2 separate regions of the Homo sapiens genome follow, and region 1 is linked to region 2. Evidence: chromatin contacts called from ENCODE Hi-C or POLR2A ChIA-PET data. All regions are on one chromosome and are shown on one strand. Each heading gives the region's core, a stretch centred on a gene start or an enhancer-like site at or near the end of the contact. The rest is flanking DNA. Distances are from core to core; before and after follow the strand shown. Region 1 overlaps DENND5A (DENN domain containing 5A). Region 2 holds the start of IPO7 (importin 7).

Region 1 (6,800 bases), core at 3,694-6,193, 150 kb after region 2:
TCAAAACTTCAAACATAGTCACAATGAAATAATATATACATACACATAATATATATTTATAAAATTGGGATCATCAGAGAAATACAATTTTGTATCCTTTGCCTGCCTGCCTGTCTTCCTTCCTTCCTTCCTTTTTGCTCTCACTCTCTCTTCCTTTTCATCTTTTTCTTTTTCTTTCTTTCGAGGCAGAGGTCTTGCTTTGTTGCCCAGGCTGGTCTCAAACTCCTGGGCTCAAGCAGTCTTCTTGCCTTAGCCTCCCGAGTAGCTGAGATTACAGGGTTGTGCCCAATGCCTAGCTTGTGTCTTCCATTTTTAATTTACTATTTAAAAATGCTAAATATTTCTTTTTTTTTTCTTTCTTTTTTTGAGGTGGTGTTTTGCTCTTGTCGCCCAGGCTGGAGTGCAGTGGTGCAATTTTGGCTCACCACAACCTCTGCCTCCTGGGTTTGAGCAATTCTCCTGCCTCAGCTTCCTGAGTAGCTGGGATTACAGGTGCCCGTCACCATGCCCAGTTAATTGTTGCATTTTTAGTAGAGACAGGGTTTCGCCATATTGGCCAGGCTGATCTCGAACTCCTGACCTCAGGTGATACGCCTGCCTCGGCCTCCCAAAGTGCTGGGATTATAGGCACGAGCCACTGCGCCCAGCGAACTTTATTTGTTTTTTTTTTTTTTTTGAGACAGGGTCTCCCTCTGTTGCCCAGGCTGGAGTGCAGTGGTGCAAACATGGCTCACTGCAGCCTCGACCTCCTGGGCTCATGTGATCCTCTTGCCTCAGCCTCCTGAGTAGCTGGGACTACTGGGCTAATTTTTAAATTTTTTGTAGAGATGGATTCTCACCTTGTTGCTTAGGCTGGTCTTGACCTCCTGGTCTCAAGCAGTCCTCTTGTCTTGTCCTCCCAAAGTGCTGAGATTACAGGTATGAGCCACTGCACCTAGCCCGTTTAAAAATGTGTAATTCAGTGGTGTTTAGTATATTTATGGTTTTGTGTAGCCATCAGCATCATGTAGTTTCAGAACATTTTCATCTCCTCAAAAGAAAATGCTGCACTCATTAAACAGTTACTTCTCATTTCCTTGTCTCCCAAGCCTGTGGCAACTAGTAGTCTGCTTTCTCTCTCTGGATTTACCTATTCTGGATGTTTCATGTAAGTGGAATCATGCAACATGTGGCCTTTTGTGTTTGGCTTTTGTGTCTGGCTCCTTTCAGGTAGCGTGATTTTTTTTCTTTTTTTTTTTTTTGAGACAGAGTCTTGCTCTGTCGCCCAGGCTGGAGTGCAGTGGCGCGATCTCAGCTCACTGCAACCTCCATCTCCTGGGTTCAAACAATTCTCCTATCTTAGCCTCCTGAGTAGCTGGGATTACAGGTGCCCGCCATCGTGCCCAGCTAATTTTTGTATTTTTAGTAGAGACAGGGTTTTACCACATTGGCCAGCTGGTCCCGAACTTCTGACCTCCAGTGATCTGCCCATCTTGGCCTCCCAAAGTGCTGGGATTACAGGCGTGAGCCACCCCGCCCAGCCTAGCAGGATGTTTTTAAGGTTCATCCATGTTGTAGCATGTGTCAGCACCTTATTCCTTGTTATGGCTGAATAATATTGTATTATTGGGATATTTATATGGTATGAATAATACGTACCATATTTTGTTCCTTCATCTGTTGATGGACACTGGGGTTGTTTCCACTTTTTGCCTGTTGTGAATAGTGCTGCTATGAACATTCATGTACAAGTTTCTGTCTGAACACCTGTTTATGTATATATCCAAGAATGGAATTGATGGGTCATATAGTAACTCTGAACTTTATAGTAACTTTAAGAAACTGCCAAAATGTCTTCACAGCAGTGCATCATTTTACATTCTCACTAGCAATGTTTCAGGTTTGCGGATGCCAGCTGGGTCAGGGAGACCCTAACCCAGCGGCGCTAGAGGAGTAAAAGACACACACACAGAAATATAGAGGTATGGAGTGGGAAATCGGGAGTCTCACAGCTTTCAGAGCTGAGAGCCTTGAACAGAGATTTACCCGCGCCTTTATTAACAGCAAGCCAGTGATAAGCATTGTTTCTGTAGGTTATAGATTAACTAGCAGTATTCCTTATGGGAAATAAAGGGATGGGCCGAAATAAAGGGATGGGTTCGGCTAGTTATCTACAGCAGGAGCACGTCCTTAAGGCACAGATCGCTCATGCTATTGTTTGTGGTTTAAGAATGCCTTTAAGCGGTTTTCTGCCCTGGGTGGGCCAGGTGTTCCTTGCCCTCATTCTGGTAAACCCGTAACCTTTAGCGTGGGCGTCAGGGCCATCGCGAACATGTCACAGTGCTGCAGAGATTTTGTTTATGGCCAGTTTTGGGGCCAGTTTATGGCCAGATTTTGGGGGGCCTGTTCCCAACAAGGTTTCCACTTTCTCCATATCCTCATTAATACTTGTTTTTCATTTTTTGCTGTCGTCGTGTTTTAATCTGTATTTCGTTGACTACTACTCAAGTAGATTGAAAAAAAATTACTCATTCTTTATATTGGTATTGTGAATTGTCTGTATACTGGTTATAATTTCTCTTTTTGCTCATTTTTTTGGGGGGGGGATCGGTGGGAAAGATTGAGGTTTGGGCACTTTTGAATCTCTCTTTCTTAGGAAAGCTGGTGAGTTTGCTACAGAATTGGGGTGAGTAAAGGAATGTGGTTTGGAGGGTATATTAGTTGCCTTTTTTTTTTTTTTTGAGACGGAGTTTTGCTCTGTTGCCCAGGCTGGGGGTGCAGTGGCACGATCATGGCTCAGTGCAGCCTCCGCCTCCTGGATTCAAGCCATTCTCCTGCCTCAGCCTCCCGAGTAGCTGGGACTACAGGCATGTGCTACCATGCCCGGCTAATTTTTGTATTTTTAGTAGAGACGGGGTTTCACCATGTTGGCCAGGCTGGTCTCGAACTCCTGACCTCAAGTGATCCACCCACCTCGGCCTCCCAAAGTGCTGGGATTACAGGCCTGAGCCACTGCACCCAGCCTATATTAGTTTACTGTGGCTGTGGCAACAAATTACCACAAACTGGGTGGCTTAAAACAACAATAATTTATTTTCTCACAGTTTTGGAGGACAGAAATCCAAAATCAGGGTGTCAGCAGGGCACACCCCCTCAGAGGCTCTTGGGGAGAATAATTCCTTGAGCTTCTGGTGACTGTTGGCATTATGCTTTGGTTTCTGACTACACCACCCTAATCGCTGCTTCTGTCTTCTCATTGCCTTCACCTTCATGTGTATCTTTTCCTCTGTGTCTATTATTTTAGGGATACCTATCATGGTATTTTGGGTACACTCAACTACTCCAGGATGATCTCATCTCAATATTTTTGACTACATCTGTAAGATCCTTTTTCCAAGTAAGATAACATTCATAGCTTCTGGAGATTAGGATGTGGACATACCTTTTTTGGGGCCACCATTCAACCCACTCCAGAGGGTCTAAAGGGTGGGTCTTGAATTTCTTTTTTTTTTTTTTTTTTTGAGACAGAGTCTCGCTCTGTCGCCCAGGCTAGAGTGCAATGGCGCGATCTCAGCTCACTCCAACCTCTGCCTCCTGGGTTCAAACAATTCTCCTGCCTCAGCCTCCTGAGTAGCTGGGATTACAGGCACCCACCACCATGTCCAGTTAATTTTTGTATTTTTAGTAGAGGCGAGGTTTCACGATGCTGGCCAGGCTGGTCTCGAACTCCTGACCTCGTGATCCGCCTGCCTCGGCTTCCCAAAGTGTTGGGATTATAGGCGTGAGCCCCTGCGACTGGCTGTCTTGAATTTCTTAGGATGTGAGCAAGAAGTAGTCTACTTCAGTCACTATTTGCCTTCCCACTCACCACAGGTAACCAGTATTTTGACTTCTAACAGCATAGTTTTTCATGTCTTTGTACTTTATATAAATGTAATTATATATGGTGAACTCTTGTGTTTGGATTCTTTTGTACAATATATTTGAGAGGTTCATTCATATTGTGTATAGTTTTAGGTTGGTCGTTCTCACTGCTGTAGAGTTTGCCATTGTGTGACTTTACCACACCTTATCTGTTAATTCTGCAGTTGATAGGCTCATGGGTAGTTTGTAGTTTTTGAGTATTACAATAGTGACATGTTATGAACATTCCTGTATGTGCCTTTTCGTGAACATGGCTTTTGGTCTGTTGGGTATATGCTCAGGAGTGGAATTGCTGGGTCATAGGTATACGCATGTTCAGCTTTAGTAGGTGCTGCCAGACAGTTTTCCATAGTGATTGTACCAGTTTACATTCCCACTTGCAGTGCACGACAGTGTAGGTTACTCCCTATCCTTACCAACTCTTGGCATTTTCTTTTCATTTTAGCTATTCTGGTGGTTATATAATAGTATTGTATTATTTAAATTTGAATTTTCTGGATGACTAATGAAGTTGAGCACCTCTCAAAAGTTTATTAGGCATTTATATGTCTTTTTTGAAGTATCTATTCAGGGCTTTTGCTGTTTTTCTTTGAGTGATCTTTTTTTCTTTATTGATTTAATGCAGTTCTTTATATGTTCTAGATATGTCTTTTTTGTTCATTTCATATATATATAGTGCAAATATATTCTTGTAATCTGTGCGTTTTCATTCTTTTAATGGCGACTTTCAAGGAACAAAAGTTTTAAATTGTAATGTACAATTTATACGTTTTTCTCTCTTAATGTTTAGTGCATTTTATATCTTTGTTATTGCAGGATCATGAAGATGTTCTGTGTTTTCTTCTAAAGGCTTTATTTTTTTACCTTTCATATTTAGATCTACAGTCCTAGGGCTAATTAATTTTCTTAAACAGTCTGCTGTTAACACTACTCTGTACTGCCTGAAAAAAAGCTTCCCCATTTTTTTTTCTTGGCCGTTTTTCAGCATTCTGCAAGTGAAAGAGAAACATTACCATTGCTGTCACAGCTGGGCCTGAAGTACAAAAAGGCTTTGATATGACCAATACAGTGCTTTTAATGCAGATTTGATAAAACAAATGCTAGTCTTTGTGCTTTGATATAGTACCAGTTGGTAAAATTTTAGTGGTTAGGAAAGTCTGTTAAAAAAAAAGAGAGAGAATTTATTACTATAAAAGTTCTTAAAAGTAAAGGAAACTTTCTCTTATGTTACTGAGGGTAAACTAACAGGAAGCTCCCAGAGTCTTTTTTTTTTTTTTTTTGAGACGGAGTTTCGCTCTTGTTGCCCAGGCTGGAATGCAATGGCGCGATCTCGGCTCACTGCAACCTCTGCCTCCTGGGTTCAAGTGATTCTCTTGCCTCAGTCTCCTGAGTAGCTAGGATTACAGGCATGCGCCACCACTCCCTGCAACTTTTGTATTTTTAGTAGAGATGGAGTTTCTCTATGTTGGTCAGGCTGGTCTCCAACTCCCGACCTCAGGTGATCTGCCTGCCTCTGCCTCCCAAAGTGCTGGGATTACAGGCGTGAGCCACCGCGCCCAGCCTGGCTCCCAGAGTCTTAAATCTGCTTATGTGCTATGGGGAAGAAGAGGCTGCTGGGTGGTCCCTTATAAGTTGTGGTTTGAAATCTGAATTTGCGGACTTGTCAGTGTTCTTAGTATAGCCACGTTTGCTGCTGTGGGCTCTGCCGTGGTATACATTCTGTGAAACAGATATGTGTTGCCACTTTAGTGCAGTAGAGGTTTGCATGTTAGGAAACATTTGGTAACTTCTAGCACATTTATGTGTCCTGTTTTCATGGCTAAAGATTTTGAGATAACTCTTGCATGTATGACAGACCTTTTGGAAAGAAAGGAGCTAATATTTGTTGAGTACCTCTTATGCTCAATACAAATGTGTCCCATATGCTTTACATATGTTAACTCATTCATTCCTCTCAATAGGCTGATGAGGTAGGTAGTTTTTTGGGTTTTTTTTGTTTGTTTGTTTTGTTTTTGACAGAGGGTCTTGCTCTGTCACCCAGGCTAGAGTGCACGCTAACTGCTCACTGCAGTCTAGACCTCCAGGCTTAAGTGATCTTCCCATCTCAGCCTCCCTAGCAGCTGGGACTACAAATGTGTGCCACCATGCCTAATTTTTCTATTTCTTTGTAGAGACCGGTCTCCCTATGTTGTCTGGGCTAGTCTTGAACTCCTAGGCTCAGGTGATCTACCCGCCTTGGCCTCCCAAAATTCTGGGATTACAGATGTGAGCCACTGTGCCTGGCTTAGGTATTGTTCTCCTCATGTTATAGATGAAGAAATTGAGATTTATGGAAAAGATGCCCTTAGTGTTTCTACAGTAAGGGCAGAAAGATGTGATACCTTTCCTCACCCATCTTAAGGTTCAATGGCTGACACTTCTGCAACAAAAGACAAATTAACAAGAAGAAAGCATAAGAGGCTGGGTGTGGCTCACACTTGTAATCCCAGCTCTTTGGGAGGCTGTGCTGGGAGGATTGCTTAAGCCCAGGAGTTTGAGACCAGCCTGGGAAAAACGGTGAGAACCTGTCTGCAAAAAATTTTTAAAAATTAGCCTGGCGTGGTGGAGCATACCTATAGTCCCAGCTACTTGGGAGGCTAAGGTGGGTGGATCGCTTGAGCTCAGAAGGTTGAGATTGTAGTGAGCTCTGTTTGCACCACTGCACTTTGGCCTGGGTGAAAAAGTGAGACTTGTCTCAAAAAAAAAAAAAAAAAAAAAAAAAAAAAGCATTAGTTTTACATGAAATGGGGCCGGGCGCGGTGGCTCATGCCTGTAATCCCAGCACTTTGGGAGGCTGACACGGGTGGATCACGAGGTCAGGAGATCGAGACCATCCTGGCTAACACGGTGAAACCCCG
Region 2 (7,104 bases), core at 147-2,646:
TTTTAAATTATTTACTTACCAGCTAAAAGACGCATAAAATAGTTGAATTTCTATTTTAAAGTGTGATTTCTTTTTCAGTTAAAAAATGTACACTAAAGTTCAGTAAAGCTGGCAGATTCAGCAGCATGCTGAAGGACAGTTACTAACTGGCAGAAAAGTTACAGCAGCCCTTTTAAGAAGGATTTAAAATACTGATCATTAATACGTAAAAATGCAAAAGTTTAGAAACAAAGAATGACACTGGAGATAGTACAATAAATATTCATGCAATTAAGCTGTTTTCCAAGGAGCGGTCCCCACAAAATATGGGGGAAAAAAAAAACCTTCAGAGAATGCAATATCTGAACTGATAAGGAGCTCAGCATGTTCCAAGGCACTCAGACTTAACATTATCTCACCTGTCTGTCACAGCAACTCTGTGGCGTAATTTTATGAATGGGAAAAACTCAGGATCAAGAGGTTAAGCGACTGGCCCAAGGTCACTCAAGGAATCAATGGTGCAGCTATACCTAGAAGGGTGCACTTCACCTGATCCTTCCCACTACATAAGCCAGCTCCCCGACTGAAGCATTAGGACAGCGGAAAAGCAGGGATCAGACTCTGTGAGTGTCCCGCACTACTCCTATCCTGCCAAGGAGGCGCGGGCTTGCCTTTGAAAGCCTTCCCTAGCAACTCAGCCAGAGAGGAGGAAGTTGTGCCCGAGGCAGGCCACTGATCAGCCCAGCAAAGTGACAAGGATGACAGGCGCAGCCCCCAAAGGACCAGCCGGCATTCCCAGGAGCCCTTCCAAACCCTGCGACGGCGAGACTGGTCTCAGAAACATCTGAAAAACCTCCCAGTAAGTTTCGCCCCCTCCTGGACGTGAGGAACCAGCTGGGAATGAGCCAGAGGTCGGCCAGCCACCCGAGCCAGCCATGTGTCCAACCCGTCACGCCCGCCCCGCCTCAGCCGGCTCCTCATGCCTAGACCGCAGCCAGAGGCCCAGCTCAGGATCCGAAGCAAAGGCAGCCTTGGCTGCAGCCACCACCACCACACCACACCGAGGCGCCCCGGCGTGGAAGTCGCCGTCAGATGTCCGCCCCACCCTCCTGCTGGGACCCTCAACGACGTCGTCCGCGCCTCCGGCCAGGCCCCGGGGGCTCGGCCTGCCACTTCTGCCCACCCGCCTGCCCGCCGCCACCGCTAGCCGGGCGTCCTTACTTCATTGAGCTGGCGCTCCGCGGCCTCACGCAGGGCTGGGTCCATAGTGCCCCGCAGGGCCTCGATAATGGTGTTGGGGTCCATCGCAGCGCGGACTCGGTCAAACCCGGGGCTCGGGTGCTACTGGGCCAGGAATAGCGCCACTCACTGCGCACATGGACCCGCCGCGCTCCGCAGCGGCAACCGGCGCGAAAGGAAAGAGAAGCGCCAAGGCCCCGGATAGAACCTCTTCGCCTCGGCGTGGAGGCGGGAGATGCTCCGGCGACTTCCTGTGGGCGCGCCTGCGGAGCACTTTGGGAGATGTAGTCCACAAACACAGTCCGCAGCCCACGTGGCTGCCTGAGCTGTCGTTCCTACAGACAAGTCTTTCTGTTCAAAAACGAAAAATGTTCAAGTTCCACAAAAAGAAAAGCAAAACAATCAGTTACAAAAGGTTTCACATACTATATCCACAATGTTCATAAAGGGAGTCAGATACAGTGTGTGGTGCAATCGATTGCTAATGGCTGCGTGATTGAAGGAAACTTTCTGAAAAGCAATTTGAGATGTGTTTCTGATAGCCACTAAAATATTTAAACTGCCGGGCGCGGTGGTTCACGCCTGTAATCCCAGCACTTTGGGAGGCCAAGGCGGGCGGATCACGAGATCAGGAGATCGAGAGCATCCTGGCTAACACGGCGAAACCCCGTTTCTACTAAAAATACAAAAAATTAGCCGGGCGTGGTGGCACGCGCCTGTAGTCTCAGCTACTAGGGAGGCTGAGGCAGGAGAATCGCTTGAACCCGGGAAGCGGAGGTTGCAGTGAGCCGAGATCGTGCCATTGCACTCCAGCTTGGGCAACAAGAGCGAAACTCCGTCTCAAAAAAACAAAACGAAACGAAATGTTTAAACTCTGACCCAGTAATTCCACTTATGAGACTTTATCCTAAGGCAATAACACGGAAGATTAAATGAACTTTATGTGTGAAAGGTTTTTATCACATTACGTATTAGTAATTACCAAATACTGAAATCATGGCTTTTTATTGAGTATCCAAATTTTAGTTGGGACTTCATATAAATCACCTCTTAATGCAGAGTAAAAGCATAATCCCTATTAAAATACACCTTCCTGCCAGGCGCGGTGGCTCACACCTGTAATCCCAGCACTTTGGGAGGCCAAGGTGGGCGGATCACAAGGTCAGGAGATTGAGACCATCCTAGCTAACACGGTGAAGCCCCGTCTCTACTAAAAATACAAAAAATTAGCCGGGTGTGGTGGTGGGCGCCTGTAGTCCCAGCTACACTGAGGCAGGAGAATGGCGTGAATCCAGGAGGTGGAGCTTGCAGTGAGCCGAGATCATGCCACTGCACTCCAGCCTGGGTGACAGAGCGAGACTCTATCTCAAAAATAAATAAATAAATAAATAAAAATAAAAGACACCTTCCTAGCCAGGCGTAATCCTCCTGTTGAGGCAGGAGGATTGCTTGAGACCAGAAGTTCAAGGTGACAGCCTGTTAAGATCGTGCCTATGAGTAGCCACTACGCTACAGCCTGGGCTACATAGCGAGACCCCATCTCTAAAAAAAGAGGGAGGTGGGGGAGAAAGAAAGAAAGAAAAAGTCCTCTTTTATAACAGCCAAGAAAAAGTTTGTTTTAGAAAGGTTAAATAACTTACCCAAGGTCACGTAGTAAGAGGTTCAACTAAGATTTCAAACCTAAGATCTTTGTTTTCAAACTTTCCATTGTTTCCACTAAATCACTCTGCCTCTGAAGAGAAATGTTGAACAATATAGGACTGGTTAAGCAAATAGCAAGAATCCAGTAAATTAAATATTTCACAGCCATTAAAAAATATAACAAAAAAGTATTTATGGAAGGATATAGCTTTGTAACATGGACAAAGACTGAAAAGCAAGGTTAGCAAATGAAAATAATTTATTTTCTATTAACAGGATGGTGAGATTTGGAGTAATTTCCTTTCATATCTGTTATTATTGTAACAAAGTTATATAAACAGATATACTTAAAATTAATTATAAGCCTTCAAATACAATGTGTTAAATGATCACTTATTGTTTTTAATTTACAAAAAAAAGAGAAGGAAAGGCTCACGAAAGCCTTTCCCTGAAGCGGTGGGTTTTGCAATGTTACTACCTTGTATATGCCAGCCACTGTGCCTGGAAGTACTGGAAGTAAGACAGAATTATTCCTAATTTAGGCCGGGCATGGTGGCTCACAACCGTAACCACAGCAATTTGAGAGGCTGAGGTGGGCGGGATCACCTGAGGTCAAGAGTTCGAGACCAGCCTGGCCAACATGGCAAAACCCCATCTCTACTAAAAATACAAAAATTGCCTGGCCCGGTGGCTCACGCCTGTAATCCCAGCACTTTGGGAGGCCAAGGCGGGCGGATTACGAGGTCAGGAGATCGAGATCATCCTGGCTAACACAGTGAAACCCTCTCTCTACTAAAAATACAAAAAAGACCGGGCGCGGTGGCTCACGCCTGTAATCCCAGCACTTTGGGAGGCCGAGGCGGGCGGATCACAAGGTCAGGAGATCGAAACCATCCTGACTAACATGGTGAAACCTTGTCTCTACTGAAAATACAAAAAATTAGCCGAGCGCGGTAGCGGGCGCCTGTAGTCCCAGCTGCTCGGGAGGCTGAGGCAGGAGAATGGCGCGAACCCGAGAGGCGGAGCTTGCAGTGAGCCAAGATCGCGCCACTGCACTCCAGCCTGGCGGACAGAGCCAGACTCCGTCTCAAAAAAAATAAAAAATAAAAAATAAAATAAATAAATAAATAAAAATAAAAATACAAAAAAATTAGCCGGGCGTGGTGGCCGGTGCCTGTAGTCCCAGCTACTCGGGAGGCTGAGGCAGGAGAATGGCGTAACCCGGGGAGTGGAGCTTGCAGTGAGTCGAGATCGGGCCACTGCATTCCAGCCTGGGCGACTGAGCAAGACTCTGTCTCAAAAAAAAAAAAAAAATTAGCCAGGCATGGTGGTGCTCACCTGTAATCCCAGATACTCAGGAGGCTGAGGCAGGAGAATCACCTGGACCAGGGAGGCAGAGGTTGCAGTGAGCTGAGATCGCACCAGTGCACTCCAGCCTGGGCAACAGAGCAAGACTCCGTCTCAAAAAAAAAAAATTTACAAATGAAGAACCCGAGGCTCAGGCTACTTAAATTGTGAGGAGTCAGAAAGTTTTCATAATAATAACCTGTAAAAAGTGTAATAGTGTTACAAATACAATCTGTTTAAGAATTTTCCTCTCCCTGAATTGTTTGAACCCGGAAGGCGGAGGTTGCAGTGAGCTGAGATCGTGCCATTGCACTCCAGCCTGGGCAACAAGAGTGAAACGCCGTCTCAGAAATAAAAAGAATTTTCCTCTCCCTGCTCCACTGCTCAAAGTGAAGGCCTTGAAAACAGGCTTATGTTCTATTGACCTTTGTATCCTCACCTCCTACCACAGAGTTAGAATGTAAAGGAGGAGTTTAAAAAATTCTTTAAGTGAATAAATGAAGAAAGGAATTAATAAACTAGTAATGACTTATAGGTGGCTGAGCCAGAATTGAAGCTTCATTCTTCATGATTCAAAAGCTAGTCCTCTTTCTGATATTATATGCCTATTTTAGATTCCAGAATTGACTTGTTTATCACGGAATTGTGAAGATTTTAGCAGAGCACAATGTATATGAAAGAACCTGGCACATAGAAGGTAGTCCAAAAATGTTAGTTTCCTCTCCCTAAAACTGAAAGGGAAAAGAAGTGGTAGTGAAAAATATGGTTTTAAGCTGTAGTGCTGGGAACAGGGAGCCAACGAGGCTTGCAGATCTACAGCTGGCATGGGGCCTGTGTCTCATCCTTCATAGAGAACAGAGCACACTGGGTACAAGATCCTGTCTGGGGAGCCAGCATTCCTGTATCCAAAAAAGGAGCTTGGCCCCAGGGAGCATTCAGGAGCTAGTTGGTAGAGTGATTAGCACACTCAACCTATTTGTAGATTTTAGTTTTATTTTGTCAAGCTAGTGACACAGAGAATGTGACTTACGTGACTGGAAATTTCAGTGTGAACTCCTCTAGGGCAGAGACCACATCCATCTTTTTTGTGGTAGACACAGAAATGAATGAGTGCTCAATAAATAAGTATGAGAAGACTAATGAAAAAAGTGGTTTGTTAAGCCACTGTAAACACAATTACATAACCTTATGGTGTCCCACAATCCCAATCCCCAGCACAGCAGCCAACACAGGTATCTAAGCCTCCTTAGGCAAGGTGAAGGCTGAGAATTCAGAAAAGCATAAACCATAGTCTCAGAGTTGATTTTGAGGTAGGATGAAATTAGACAAAAATTAAGAAGAGATGCGGCCGGGCACAGTGGCTCCTCATGCCTGTAATCTCAGCACTTTGGGAGGCCGAGGCTGGCAGATCACGAGGTTGGAGAGTTAGAGACCACCCTTGCCAACATGGTGAAACCCCATCTCTACTAAAAATACAAAACTCAGCTAGACATGGTGGCGTGCACCTGTAGTCCCAGCTACTCAAGAGGATGAAGCAGAAGAATTGCTTGAACCCAGGAGGTGGAGGTTGGTTGCAGTGAGCCGAGATCACACCACTGCACTCCATCCTGGCGACAGAGTGAGATCCGTCTCAAAAAAAAAAAAAAAAAAAAAAAAGAAGAAGAAGAAGAAGAAGAGCTGGGCCTGACTCAGTGGCTCACACCTTTAATCCCAGCACTTTGGGAGGCCAAGGCAGGTGGATCACCTGAGGTCAGGAGTTCAAGACCAGCCTGGCCAACATGGTGAAACTCCATTTCTAGTAAAAATAAAAAAATTACCACAGTGTGGTGGTGCGTGCCTGTAATCCCAGCTACTTGGGAGGCTGAGGTGGGAGAATCTTTTGAACCTGGTAGGCGGAGGTTGCAGTGACCTGAGATCGCACCACTGCACGCCAGCCTGGGAGACACATTGAGACTCCATCTCAAAAAAGAAAAAAAAAGATAGTTATACCATAAGGGAATGGAAAGAATTAGTGTTCCCTTTACAGGCCCCCATTGGGGCTTTTGTGGGTAAATGCCAATGACGAGACCCTTGATGATAATTGACACGGAAAAAGTTCCCTCGTCCCCCTCTCAGAGTCTGAGATGGCGGTGTGGCTCCCTTCTTCAGTGCCTCACTGCTCAAACCTCTCAGGGAACATACAGACGGGTAAGGCTGTGGGGCTCTGAACCCACAGCAGTGTCTACTGGTGAATGTTTACAGTTCCTAAAGCCCCAGTGGGTGTGTGTTATAGGATGCTCTTTTAGTTTTGCTGTCTATAGGTGGCTTGTGTTAACCAGCTCAATTAGATCCCCTACCTTGTTGCAAGGACAGAGGACTTTCTGTATCCCCGTGTACCGGAACAATTGGATCACACCTGGGTTTGGAGAATGAGTGCAAGATTTTATTAAGTGGAGGTAGCTCTCAGCAAATGGGGGAAATGAGAAGGGGATGGAGTGGGAAGGTTTTCCCCTGGAGTCAGGCCGTTAGCGGCCTGGGTTTTCCTCCAACTGCCCCAGCCAAACTCCGCCTCCTTCTGCTTCTGCCGGTCGGTGGCCTACCGGCATGCCAGTGCCTGTTAGCGCGACCCTCTTGATGTCCAGCCACCTGTGTGTTCCTTCACCGATGTGCTCCTCTTGACGTCCAGCTGCCTGTGTATTCATCTGCTGATGTGTTCCTCTTGATGTACAGCCGCTTGTGTGTCTGCCTGCTACAGTCTCAGGGGTTTCTATAGGCACAGGATGGGGGCGTGGCAGGTCAGGGTGGTCTTGGGAAATGCAAAATTTGGGCAGGAAATGCCTGTCCTCACGCAGGTCCATAGGGGTGGAGCCCTAGTCAGGGATCATGCCTTTTTCTTTTCTTTTCTTTTTTTTGAGATGG

Evidence for each region. Hi-C counts contacts between places; a loop is a spot of excess contacts on that map. ChIA-PET counts read pairs that join two places held with the same protein, here RNA polymerase II (POLR2A). Pooled maps may share reads with other maps.
Region 1: a pooled map shows a loop between it and region 2 (4-fold over the local background). The contact joins the enhancer-like site here to the promoter of IPO7 in region 2. A Hi-C loop is called at or near these places in 6 of 50 pooled maps. POLR2A ChIA-PET finds 5 or more read pairs at or near these places in 6 of 52 experiments (B cell, H1, T-cell and 3 more).

What each region holds. Positions count from the first base shown.
Region 1 is chr11:9,230,099-9,236,898 of GRCh38, reverse strand. All of the region lies in intron 1 of DENND5A (DENN domain containing 5A), which reads left to right. Among named protein-coding and RNA genes, the nearest start is that of DENND5A, 32 kb to the left of the region's middle. RefSeq lists an enhancer at 5,864-6,464. Within about 2 kb of position 4,943, at least 3 of the 41 ENCODE cell types and tissues checked have a DNase peak (open chromatin) inside an H3K27ac peak, as active enhancers do; they include B cell, where a contact is called at or near this core.
Region 2 is chr11:9,378,944-9,386,047 of GRCh38, reverse strand. IPO7 (importin 7) reads right to left here and starts at 1,396. Exons shown (of 25, transcript NM_006391.3): 1 at 1,201-1,396. The coding sequence starts at 1,284. RefSeq lists an enhancer at 879-1,394.